Regions from separate parts of the Homo sapiens genome. Here region 1 is linked to region 2. A link is a contact called in ENCODE Hi-C or POLR2A ChIA-PET data. All regions are on one chromosome and are shown on one strand. The core of a region is the stretch at or near the end of the contact, and the rest is flanking DNA. Distances in the headings are between cores, read along the strand shown. Region 1 holds the start of TARDBP (TAR DNA binding protein). Region 2 holds the start of CASZ1 (castor zinc finger 1).

Evidence for each region. A loop is a pair of places that touch in the nucleus more often than their neighbours do. ChIA-PET counts read pairs that join two places held with the same protein, here RNA polymerase II (POLR2A). Pooled maps may share reads with other maps.
Region 1: a loop to region 2 is called in a pooled map, with 4 times the contacts of the local background. The contact joins the promoter of TARDBP here to the promoter of CASZ1 in region 2. A Hi-C loop is called at or near these places in 6 of 50 pooled maps. POLR2A ChIA-PET finds 5 or more read pairs at or near these places in 3 of 52 experiments (MCF 10A, WTC11 and activated CD4-positive, alpha-beta T cell).

The regions. Positions count from the first base shown.
Region 1 is chr1:11,009,173-11,015,877 of GRCh38, reverse strand. It overlaps TARDBP (TAR DNA binding protein), which reads right to left and starts at 3,224. Exons shown (of 6, transcript NM_007375.4): 1 at 3,135-3,224; 2 at 1,913-2,162. The coding sequence starts at 2,150. RefSeq lists silencers at 1,906-2,152, 3,562-3,791 and enhancers at 2,514-3,481, 3,192-3,521.
Region 2 is chr1:10,794,815-10,801,067 of GRCh38, reverse strand. CASZ1 (castor zinc finger 1) reads left to right here and starts at 4,422. Exons shown (of 21, transcript NM_001079843.3): 1 at 4,422-4,504.

The sequences.
Region 1 (6,705 bases), core at 1,975-4,474, 220 kb before region 2:
CCAGCTACTCATGAGGCTGAGGCAGAGAATTGCTTGAACCTGGGAGGCGGAGGTTGCAGTGAGCCAAGATCGTGCCACTGCACTCCAGCCTGGGCGACAGAGTGAGACTGTCTCAAAAAACAAACAAACAAACAACAACAAAAAAACCCCCCAAATAACCTCAACCTTAGGTTATTTAGAAGAGAAGGGGAGATAATTTTTTTTTTTTGAGACGGAGTCTCATTCTGTCACCTAGGCTGGAGTGCAGTGGCGCAATCTCCCCTCTCTGCAACCTCTGCCTCCCGGGTTCAAGTGATTCTCCTGCCTCAGCCTCCCGAGTAGCTGGGATTACAGATGTGAGCCACCATGTCCAGCCTGGGGAGATAAATTAAATGACATTTAAAAAATTTTTTTTGAGACGGTGTCTCGCTCTGCTGCCAGGCCAGAGAGCAGTGGCACGATCTCAGCTTACTGCAATCTCCACCTCCCGGTTCAAGCAATTCTCCTGCCTCAGCCTCCCAAATAACTGAGACTACAGGCGCGAACCACCACGCCTGGCTAATTTTTGAATTTTTAGTAGAGACAGGGTTTCACCATGTTGGCTAGGGTGGTCTTGAACTTCGGACCTCAGGTGATCTGCTTGCCTCAGCCTCCCAAAGTGCTGGGATTACAGGTGTGAGCCATTGCACCGAGCCTGACATTTTAAATTTGAGTAAATATTAATCTATACCCACTGGCTGAAGAAACAGCATACTAAAAACCCCGAGTTTACATTATCAATTTTTTTTTTTTTTGAGACGAAGTCTTGCTCTGTCACAGGTTGGAGTGTAGCGGCGCGACCTCAGCTTAAAGTAATCTCCGCCTCCCAGGTTCAAGCGATTCTCCTGCCTCAGCCTCCAGACTAGCTGGGACTACAGGCCCCCGCCACCACGCCAATTTTTGTTTTCGTTTTTTTTTGTTTTGAGACGGAGTTTCGCTCTTGTTGCCCAGGCTGGAGTGCAATGGCACAATCTCTGCTCACTGCAACCTCTGCCTCCCGGTTCAAGCGATTCTCCTGCGTCTGCCTCCTGAGTAGCTAGTATTACAGGCACCCACCACCACATCCAGAGATTTTGTGTTTTTGATAGAGATGGGGTTTCATCATGTTGGCCAGGCTCATCTCAAACTCCTGATCTCAGGTGATCCACCTGCCTCGGCCTCCCAAAGTGCTGGGATTACAGGCATGAGTCACCGTGCCTAGCCCTAAAGTTTTCCTAGACATGTAAAAGGGTGTCTTGCATACTGACCAAATTTGATGGACTTTGTTGCAATACCAAGTTATAATAAAAGGAACACACAGACAGATCGACTACTAACAGCACACTACTTCAAAATGCTGAAATTAGGTATTTCCTTGGCACACTTCTTAAACTTCATGCTTCCTTTTCTTAGATTTAGAACATCATTGATAAGAGGCAGAGAGAAGGATAAGACCAGAACCTCGAAATTGTAATTGGAACTGCACTAATTCAAGATTTGGCTACTCCAACTGTTTGCTCATTTAAGGGAAAAAATGAACTCAGATTTGCTGAATGAATGATGTAACACCAAAAGGACAATGATCAAATCCAAACACTGAAGCACTTCAGAAGAATCTATTTACAACAATGATTTATGTACAAAACATTCTTAGTGATTCCTGAAATTTATCATCAACTTGGCAAAGTTTATTCAGATATTTTTTAAATACATTGTTTTCTCTTTTAAAATGATCTACAATCCCCAGTTTCCATAAATTTAGACTCGTGGTCTTCCAAACTTGTCTAACACTGAAGTTCAAGGAAATACTTAAGTTTCAGGAGACATTCTGCCACCAAAAGAGGCTAAGATCCATGGATGAGACACACACCTGAACACACTTCAGCATGATTACAAAAACCAAATGGTAACAAACCTTTTGGATAGTTGACAACATACACCAGATTTCCCCAGCCAGCATCTGGGGCATGCAGAATTCCTTCTACCAGCCGGACACCTCTCATACACTGAGACACTGGATTCCTGTAGCGAAGCCCACACGCCCCTGGAAACTGGGCTGTAACCGTGGAGAGCAGCACCGTCCCATCGTCTTCCGATGGTATTTCAATGGGCTCATCGTTCTCATCTTCGGTTACCCGAATATATTCAGACATCTTTTACTTTTCCTAAAGAGAAAAGAGATATGAATGAACAACATTCATGTCAGAATAACTGTTTCCTTATAATGATAATACCCAAACCATGTCAGAGTTCTGACTTCCAGAAAAATGCTTGTCTGGATTCGTATATGCATTGGTTATCCCTGAAAAATGACGAGGTGAAGGTAAGGGTAGTGATTTCCTATCAAAATGTGATGCCTCGCCAGTTCATTCATTCAAAAAACTTTCCCTGAAGGCTTATGATGCGTCAGGTACTGAAACTGTAACTGTGAGTCCAACGTGGCTTGCTGGTTACAAGCTAGGGTATGCAAGGGAACAATAAACAGTAGCTATTTTATGACAATCGGGTTAGTCGTTAAGTAATCCTGAAGGCAGAGGAGGAGCCTAACTGGCTGAGGCATGGGCGTGATAGGTCCCAGTCGATTTTCCTAAGCAAGCGATCCATCAGCTGAACCTGAAGACTGAATATGGGCAGTGAACCAGGTGTAAAGAACAGGAGAAAAGTTTCCCTCTGTTCCTCATTTTGGGGCTTCCGGGGGCTCTGCGAGCCCGAGCCCCAAGGCCCGCGGCGACAGGTCCTGGCGGTGCCGGCCGTCGCCTCCCAGAAGCCCGCGCGTGCCAGCCGAGGGAGGAGTTTCTCGGCGCGGCCCGGGGTGGGGCGCAGGAGCACCAGGCCCAAGCTGGCAGCGTCCCTCGAAGTACAAAGTACCGAAGGCTCCGGCACTGTCCGGGTCCGGGGCCAACCTCCGCCTCAGGCTACGCGGCACCGCGGGCCCGGCCCCCCGTTTCGGCGCCACCGGCCTCCCCGTGCCAGGACCTAACGACGCTCCCGCGCGAGCCCGCTCGGGCAGGACTAGGCCCGGTCTCACGGCTGACTTCCCGGGGCAGGGTCCGAAGCCGCTGCGTCTGCCTCGGGCCGCCCCAATGCAGAAGCCGAGGCACCTACGGCGTCCTCAGTGAGAAGGCTCCGCGACTCACCCGCTAGGCCGCTGCTGGGAAGCCCGACAGGGACACCGAAGCAGCGACGGACCCAAGCGCAGCCCAGCCACCGCTTCGCTCCCACAAAATGGCGCTAGGGCCGCCTCCTCCCCCCGCCCACCGGCGTCCTCTCCCACCGGTTGCCTGTCCAGAGGTGGAAGGCACCGACGAGAGCCACGATGACCCTCTCCCCAGGGACTCGGGCTGCCTCCTGGAAATTCAAGCCTACAGAGAAGCTCTGAAAGCTAAAATAAAACCAGGACCTAGGCCTGAAAAGCTGAAGATTGAAAAAAGTGTGGCTGTATAGGAGCTGACCTCCCCCCACGTAACGTAGCAGATGGTTTCGGCCGACCAACCGCCGGCCCAGGTCTCGGTCGGAGCTCGCGCACTTTCAAAGCGCGCGAGAGTAGCACAGAGTCTCGGCCAGCGAGGGCGGGGCGGGGCGGGGCCTGGAGGGGGCGGGGCTCGGGATCCCGGGCCGAGTCCACCTGGGAGGCAGGATAAGGCCTGGACCCCTTTTCTGAAAGGCAACCTAGTGCGTCTTCTCCTCCCTCCGCCAGCCCACCTCCAAACCTGGAAACAATAACTTTGTTCTAAATAATAGCAATGATAAGGCTACTTTGTGCCAGGTACTTTCTGAGTATTCACATATTTAATAGCCCAAACAGTTTTGTGTAGCAGGAGCTATTGATATTCATTCTGCGGGTGAGGAAACTGAGGCACAGAGAGATCAAGTGTCTTGCTTAAAGTGACGCAAGGATTAGCCGGGCGGTAGTGGCGCGCGCCTGTAGTCCCATCTACTCGGGAGCCTGAAGCAGGAGAATTGCTTGAACGCGGTAGGCGGAGGTTGCGGTGAGCCGAGATCGCGCCACTTCACTCCAGTCTAGGCGACAGAGTGAGACCCTGTCCTCCAGCCCCTCCCCCCAAAAAAATGTCACCCAAGGAATAAATGGTAGACCTGGGATTTGAATCTCGAGGCACAAAATGCTAACTTGTTCTGGCTCCAGCCCTTTAATAATAATAATAATACAGTACTTCATCTATTTTAAGGCACACTTTTTGTTTCACTTTTTTTTTTTTTTTTTTTGAGACGGAGTCTCGCTCTTGTCCCCCAGGCTGGAGTGCAGTGGCGCAATCTGCAGCTCACTGCCACTTCCAACTCCTAGGTTCAAGGGATAGCTGGGATTATAGGCGTGCAAAGACACCATGCCCGGCTAATTTTTGTATTTTTAGTAGAGACAGGGTTTGGCCATGTTGGCCAGGCTGATCTCGAACTCATGGCCTCAAGTGATCCGCCTGCCTCAGCTCCCCAAAGTGCTGGGATTACAGGCACGAGCCACCTTTCTTTTCTATCTTTTCTTTCCTTTCTTTCCTTTCCTTCCCTTCCTTTCCTCCCTTCCCTCCCTTTCCCCCCCTTCCCTCCCTTCCCACCTTCCTTCCTCCCTACCTCTCTCTCTTTCTCTCTCTCTCTCTTTCTTTTCTCTTCCTTTTTTTCAGACTCCCTCTGTTGCCTAAGGTGGAGTGCAGTGGCACAATCTCAGCTCACTGCAACCTCCGCCTCCCCGGTTCAAGCAATTCTCCTGCCTCAGCCTCCTGAGTAGTTGGGTCTACAGGCATGCACCACCATGCCCGGCTAATTTTTGTATTTTTAACCCCTGTTGGCCAGGCTGGTCTCAAACTCCTGACCTCAGGTGATCCGCCCACCTCGGCCTCCCAAAGTGCCACCACGCCCGGCCTTTGTTTCACATTTCTTTTTTTTTTCTTTTTTCTTTTTTTTGAGATGGAGTCTCGCTCTTTTGCCCAGGCTGGACTGCAGTGGCGCTATCTCGGCTCACTGCACGCTCCGCCTCCCGGGTTCACTCTATTCTCCTGCCTCAGCCTACTGAGTAGCTGGGACCACAGGCGCCCGCCACCACGCCCGGCTAATTTTTTTGTGTTTTTAATAGAGACGGGGTTTCACCGTGTTAGCCAGGATGGTCTCAATCTCCTGACCTCGTGATCCGCCCGCCTCGGCCTCCCAAAGTGCTGGGATTACAGGCGTGAGCCACCGCGACCGGCCAATGTTTCACATTGCTGAAGTCAGTATGTGATTTCAGTTCCAGTTCCAGTTGATGATGATGTGTCATAGTTTAACTGGCAACTATTTATGTTTCTTTGTATATACATGTATCACACTCAATGAAATACAGTTACAAGTGTTTACACAAAATACTTTATTTATTTATTTAAGATGGGGTCTCACTCTGTCACCCAGGCTAGAGTGCAGTGCAGTGACCTCGGCTCACTGCAACCTCTAACTCCAGGGGTCAAACGATCCTCTCACCTTAGCCTCCGGAGTAGCTTGGACCACAGGTGCACACCACCACACTCAGCCAATTTTTTATATTTTTTGTAGAGACAGGGTCTTGACATGTTACCCAAGCTGGCCTCCAACTCCTGAGCTCAAGCGATCCATCTGCCTCAGCCTCCCAAAGTGCTGGGATTACAGGCGTGAGCCACCATACCCAGCAGAGAAGTCGGTTTTATCACTCCCATTTTACAGAAGAAAAACCTGAGGCTCAGAGACCATATGACAGGCCTGAGGTCATACAGTTGCTCAAGGATGTCACCTAGCCCATAAATTGCTGTCCCAGGTTGGTCAGACCCTAAACCTCTGCACTATGTCCACCACACTGGCCACTTTCTGTCACAAGACTGAGACCGAGGTATTTAGTGCGGGTAGTGCTGTGGAGTCCTGGACACTAGCTCCAAGTGGGCAGAGCTGGGTATGCAGAAGTTCCTAGAGACAGGTCACACAGGAACATGACCCCAAAGGCTGGCCCTTCTCCTAAGAAGTTTTCAGGCTAGTTGGGAGGACAAGCAAACACTGTCTCAAAGAAGGTAAGTAACTCAGGAAGATAATTATAAGGCCAGAGGGAGACTGGACCACAGATCTTCCTGCTCCTATCTCAGTTGTCTCTGGGATTCAGCTTTACAGCACTGATTGTCAAAAGTTGTTTGAAACACAACATTTTTTTTTTTCAAGACAGAGTCTTGCTCTGTCGCCCAGGCTGGAGTGCAGTGGCACAATCTTAGCTCACTGCAACCTCTGCCTCCCGGGTTCAAGCTATTTTCCTGCCTCAGCCTCCCAAGTAGCTAGGACTGCAGGCGTGTACCACCCCACCTGGCTAATTTTTGTATTTTTCGTAGAGACGAGGTTTCACCATGTTGGCCAGGCTAGTCTCCAACTCCTGACCTCAAGCAATCCTCCCGCCTCAGCCTCCCAAAGTACTGGGATTACAGGCATGAGCCACTGTGCCTGGCCCAGGCCCTGGTTTTCAACTGGGTCACTTGGGGACTTACCTTCTCCCCTTCCATCAACCCCCTTGAATTCTCCCAGCTCATCAGCTCCATGAGGCAAACAGGACACAGCTCCACAACATTCCTGAAAACTGAAAGAAGCCTGGGCGCGGTGGCTCACGCCTGTAATCCCAGCACTTTGGGAGGCCGAGGTGGGTGGATCACCAGAGGTCAGGAGTTCAAGGCCAACATTGTGAAACCCCGTCTCTACTAAAAATACAAAAAATTAGCA
Region 2 (6,253 bases), core at 3,173-5,672:
TGAGGCTTTTGTTATCTCCCTGCCCAAGCAGCTGGTCCCAAGGGAGTCAGACTGCCTGCCTCAGTCTTGGGAAAGTTATTCTCTGTGTCCCGCTTTCCTCATCTGTACAATGGGTATATTTATAATTGCAACAGTTTCATATGGTTGTTATGTGGGTCTAATGAGATATCACGAAGGCTTAACATGGTGCCACGCCCATAATAATCACTCAATAAATATCAGTGATTGATGTACAATTTGCTTTCCATCACAGTAGAGGACCAGAAACCAAAAACTGTGGGCAGCAAGCTGAGCTGTGATTACTCTCAAGGCTTTCCCAATTACACAAACTGAAACAGACCTAACTTTATTTGTTCCACAATCAATTATTGGGAGCCTCTTGGGTGCCAGACATGGTGCTTGGCTCCTGAGCTTCTGAGATAAAGGTGCAGACTCTGTCCTCGGAGTGAGAAAGGTTTATGTGTGTGTGTAGGGGGGGTCTTCCCTGGAGATGTAGAAATGGGAGAGGCTCTTGATCACATGCAGCCTGGCTGGAGGCAGGGGGCTGGAGAGATGTTTTGATGGGGTCCTTAGCTGACCCACCTCCCTTCCCACCTGTGCAACCTCCTCTGCTGGGTACAGTTTGCCAGAGCCATCCATTTCCCCACTGCAGACCCCCCGGCCAAATGCCAGGGAGTAAAAATCTCAGCCAAGGCCACCGTGCCAACCTGGTAATTCCTGGGAAGTCCTGGGTTGTATCGGCTCACATCAGCTCCTCTTCCCCCCACCAAACTTTGTCCTAGGACCTTTCTAGTCATTCTCCAACAGCATAGGCACTTGAAGGGCCGGGATCACCTTGGCTTATCTTGATTCTGTGCCTGATTCACAGAGAGTGAGGGCCTGCTTTATGCCAGGCACTGCTCAAGGTGCTGAGGGCACAGAGGATGCAGAACAAAGTCCCTGTCTCCAAGAAGCTCCATGCTAGTAGGGGCAGCCAGATAGGAAATATGGGAACAAAGCAGGAAGCAAAATCATTGTGGACACTCAAATAGGACAAAGTGGTAAAGAAAGGCTGGGAGCTACTTTAGCTAGAAAGCCCCCCTGAGGAGGTAAGATAGGAGCAGAAACCTGAACAATGCCATTCGATTTGCAGGAAGCAGCCTGCAAAGGCGACATTCCACGTGGAAGAAACAGCAGGTGCAGAGGCCCTGAGGTGGGGACAAGCTTGGTGTTTTCCAGGACAGCAAGAAGCTGGTGTGAACCAGGCAGAGAAGGAGGGAGGTGAGGCCCAGGGACAGGCGACGGCCAGACCTTGAAGGACCTTGGTGACCACGGGGGAAAGGCTTGGATTTTTATTTTAGGGGAAGCTCAGGAAATGCTAAATTGAAGAACATGAGGGGAAGAGCACCTGACTTCAGTCCCTGCACTGGGAGTTTGGGTGGGGAGTGAAAAAAACAAGCGATGGAGGAACAAGGCATGAAGATATTTGGCTGCGATCAGAGGCTGCTGTTTGGGGTTGCCGCTCTCTCCTGGCCCCTTACTTTAATTTTTTGGGGGACATTGGGAGTGATGGTTGAGAAACAAAAGAGCTTTCCCTTTTTACCTCCCCCGCCCCCAAATCCTCTTCCCTCCTCCCAGCCTTGCCTCTGTTTCCAGCCTTCCCTACCCGAGATGAGGTTCCTTTAGAGGAGGTGGAAAGACTTCTCGGGAGGTGGGAGAATTACGAAATATTTGAGAAAAAAATGGAGGGAGGAATACACATTTTAATAAAAGTTTGGTGGGTGACGTGGCTGTTGGAGACGTTGAGAGAGGTGGGAAATGGTGTGCGGGAGGGCATTATAGTGGGAAAGGGGTAGGGGTGAGCCTGATAGTGAGAAGTGGGGTAGGCCTGATAGTGGGACAGAGAGACAAGTGAATTCTTCCCTAGCCCCTCAAGGGCAGGCTTTGTCTCATTCATCTCTGTCTCCCCAGCACTGGTGGAGATCTGCTCTTCCTCGGAGCTTAGTCATCCCTACCATATGAATGAATGAGTGAAGGACTATTGTTGGAGGGGGAAAAAAAGGACAAAGGAGAAGGAATGGAGAGAGGATGGAAAGAAATGAGAAGTAAAGGGAGCACTGGATGTCCCAAGGAGCAATGACAATTACTGGCATTTATCGATCAATATCTTGGCCCAGGCCCTTTTCCTGCATTAACTCATTTTAGCTTCTCAACAATCCCAGGCAGTAGGTACTATTATTATCCCCATTTTACTGTGGAGGCAACTGAGGCACAGACGGGTCAAATGCCTTCCTCAAGGTCACCCAGCTGGTGGAGCGGTAGGGTCTCACCCCCAAGCCCAAGCTGCTAACCCCTTCTTTACGCTGCCCCAGGAGTGGACTCAGCCGTGAGCCAATAAGGTAGAAGAGCTACCTTGCCACTTCTCAGGTTACTGCCCCTCACTGTGCCTCAGTTTCTCCTTCTGTAGGATGACAAGATTGGGCTTGAGATCTCTGGGGCTGTGCATCCTGCTAAGTCACCAGGCACAAGGGTCTTAGAGATGGTGGGTGAGCCCTCAACCCCTGAGAGCTGAGAATGCCTTGGATGGTGGGGGCGGCAATGGAGAGTAACCAATCAGTGGTCTTTGAGGGATGTTAATTATCGTTGTGTTGCTGCTTCCAGTCAATTATTGGGATAAGGAGGGGGGAAAACAAAATGAACCCGAAACATGTGTCTAATGTCTAAATCTGGCTTTCCTGTGTGGACAGATCCTGAATGGACCCCCAGAACTATTCCAGGAAGTGAGGAGCTGGTTTTTTGAGCTGGTTTCTTCCCCAGTCCATCTAACACAAGCAAATATCACTGAGTATCTAAGGAGTGTGGGATGGCTCAGCTTCCTCTCCCAAATTTGTTGGCTTTATTAGGGCACAGGGCAAATCCTGGCCTCCTCAGGGCCAGAGGGCCATCATGTCTCCAGTCTGTGTCCATATGCTTCTGGACAATTAACTTCCAGTTTAAGGCAGGACATGGGAATGCATCCCGGAAGATGCTTGTCTTAGACAATCATCATACAGGGTTTTGGGTCGTTTCTCTGGTCCTGAGAGGCTTTCCTGACACCTTGCAGATTAGGCTCCAAATACTACCAGCCTGCAACAATGTTTACCAGCCTGTGGCATTGCCTCTTAGTTTAATGCATTCTGTTGAGCAGGGCTTGAAGCTGTGGGTCATACTTTGAATTTATATTCATTTATTCCACAAATCATTGATCTATTTCGTTTACTGTTATGGTCAGTTTCTCACTTATCTCATCATCTGGGTGTTTTCAGTTTCTTTCATGCCTCTCGATATTTCCATCCCACGCTTATGCTGAAGGGAAAAGCAGCTCAGGCCTGGAATGAGGGGTGCGCTTGCTGAGAAAGGCAAGACCAGAGCTACAGGGCCTCAGCACTGAAGCTGACTACTAGGCTCAGCTGGTGTGGCCACCTCAAACCAACTGGGAAATGGGAAGTCTGGGTATGGGAGAAAAGGGGGTTTCTTCAATAAAGTATGAAAGTGCCCCTCAAAAGGCCCTTCCCCCCCATCTGGGGGCAAGGGGATTATCTCTCGCAAGACACTGCTTTGTTTTGTTTTGTCAGAAATGAGGTCTAGCTATGTTGCCCAAGCTGGTCTCGAACTCCTGGGCTCAACCGATGCTCCTGCCTCGGCCTCCCAAAGTGCTGGGATTACAGGCGTAAACCACCATGCCGGCCCCCAAGACACTTTTTAGCCTATTGCCTTGGTTTATTTTCTTCATGGATACTTTCACTCTCTGAAATAACATTATCCACTTGTTTTAATGTGTATTATCTGCCCCCCCCCCAGCCCCTCCATGTAAGGTTCATTCTGCACGGCCTATCTTGCTCACTTAAGGATTTATTTCTTGCACAATAGATTGAATGAAAAACTCCCTTGCAAAGAATAAGTGCAAAGCAGATATCAAACAGTGAGAACATTTCGTTCCTTTGGGTTCCACAGTTCTAACATTCTAACTTGCAAAAAAGAGCCAGTTCTTCTGTCGAAAGTGGGAACCGAACTCGGGCTCTCTCGGGGTTCAGAACAGGTGGAAAGTAACCCCCCCCCCCATCCCTTCTCTCTTTTCCCCTAGCCTCAACTCAACTCAGCTGGGGGGGGGTGTAGAAGCCTCTGGACCTGCAAAAGGGGGCCGAGCGCTCAGATGCTCCTCCGCAGGCCGTGCGACTCGCCGCGCGCACACGCTGAGCTCAGCCCGGGCGGTGGGTGGGAAGGATCCGGGAGGGGCAGGTCTGGGGGTGTGAGGGTGGAGCGGAGCCCGGCCCCGCGATCCGGCCCGGGTTTTGCATGCCACCCACTCGCCCGCCCGGCCGCGGAGAATTCCATAATCACAGCGGGCGAGAGCGGAGACTGGGAGCGAAAAATCCGGGATCCGGCAACTTTGGGCAGCGCATGCGCGCCCGCGGCGCTCCATCCCAAACACACACACATTTTTCCCCCGGACTTGGAAAGTCACCCAAAGCCGCCCCAAGTGCAGGTAAGAGACTCGGCGCTCCCTCCGCCGCGGCCCCCCCACGTCCCCCAGCTCCGCGGGCCTCCCGGGGCGCCTCCCCGTCTCTCCCCCTGTCCCGGTGCACCCCCCCCACCCCCGGGGCTGCCGCTTGCAGCAGGGAGCGGGCGAGCGAGCGAGCGAGCGAGCCAGCCAGCCAGCCTGCGATCGGCGGCTGCCACCCAACTCCGGCCGTGCGGAGGCAGGGGGCACGGAGGGCTGGCACCCGGGCGCGGGGCGGCGCGTTGCCTGCCGTGGCCAGGGGAATGCCCGGCGCGCGGCTCCGGGGGAGGGGAGGGCTGCTCCTCCTGGGGGTCGCTTACTCCAACTGAGGGGGTGGCGGGGTAGGGGAGAAGAGAGGGAGGTGCCAGGCGCGAGCACAGGACTTTGCAAATAGGGTGGGGGCGCCCCACGCGCTGTGGGCTCCCGGGGGGGCAGGTGATCTCCAATACCGGGTAATCACTCCTTCCCCTTAAACCCCCACCCCACCCCACCCCCCAGCAGCAGAGGGGTCGTGCGCTCTCCAGGGCAGAGAAGGAGGCGGGGTGAGGGGTGCCTGGGGTGACTTTGCAAGACTTTGCCCATGGGAAGGGGTGGGTGGGGAACCCCTCCAGCCGGCTCTTGTGCCCGGATACCGGGTGTAGGTGCTGCCAGCAGAGGTAGGCAGTGTTCGCTTAGGCGCGGGGTGCCAAAGGGTATCCCCCATAGGAAATCGAAGGCAAGAGATTTCTTAGATGGGGGGAGCGGCGCCCCCTTTTTCATCTGTGCCTGGGAAGTTTATCTCAAGTGCGCTGCTCCAGGCGCGGCAAGTGGCGTTCCTCACTCCCTTCCCCACCCCACCCCCTGCCTCCCCAGCTGAAGGGCTGGCAACACAGGGCACGGGGAGCCGGGGCATCGGCCCAGAGCTGCCCGGCTGTCGGCTGGAGCCCGCCTGGGTCCCGGGGAAAGTTCGGGCGAGTTGTTGCCGGCTGTTGTGTGCGCCAGAAGAGAAGTTGCGCCCGGGGACGTGGGACGCTGGGCTGGCGGGCTAGCGGGCTGGTAGAGTGGTGCGCTCCGGGGGGGCTCTGCAGCGTGGGAGAGGGTCGGTCGGGGTCTGTTCCCCCAGGGTGGGCTGAGGGTGACCTCGGAGCTCAACAATTGGGGAGGAGGAGCCCTGAATCCAAGGGCACAGGGCTGAAATAGGCACCTGGTGAAGGACAGAGAAAAAAGTAGTTTGTGGGGGCGCAGGGAACACCAAAGGGAGAGAGCCGGTTTCCCGGTCACTTAGGGTCCGGCTTAACGGCAAAGGAGAGCGTGGTGACTGACGGAGGAGCGTCGGGGAGCGGGGATCCAGGGGGCGCGCGGGAATGGGGGATCGGGCCAGACCGAGTCAGGGATCTCCCGGGGCAGGGGGCCGATTCGTGCGCCCGGGGTGAGCCGGACGGGCGGAGCGGCGGCCGGTTTATTTTTACTCGGTGGCATTTGCAGAATGTGCAGCTGATGGCCGTCGGCCGCCAGGAAGTTTTGCTTTCTGTTCTTTCTCTCTCTTTCCGAAGCCAGCACTGCCGGGAGCTGGCGGGCCGGGCAGCCGGGTCTGGAAGGGGAGGGGGCGGCCGCCGGGGTGGCGAGGTGCGGGCAGAGGCGCGCTGGGGCCGCTGGCGGGGGCTGGCCGGGCGCGGGCGGGCGGGCGGTTGCTGGGCCGCTGCGGAGCGTTTGGGCGAATGTCTGTCCCCGGCGCTGGAAGCTCCTCCGCGAAGG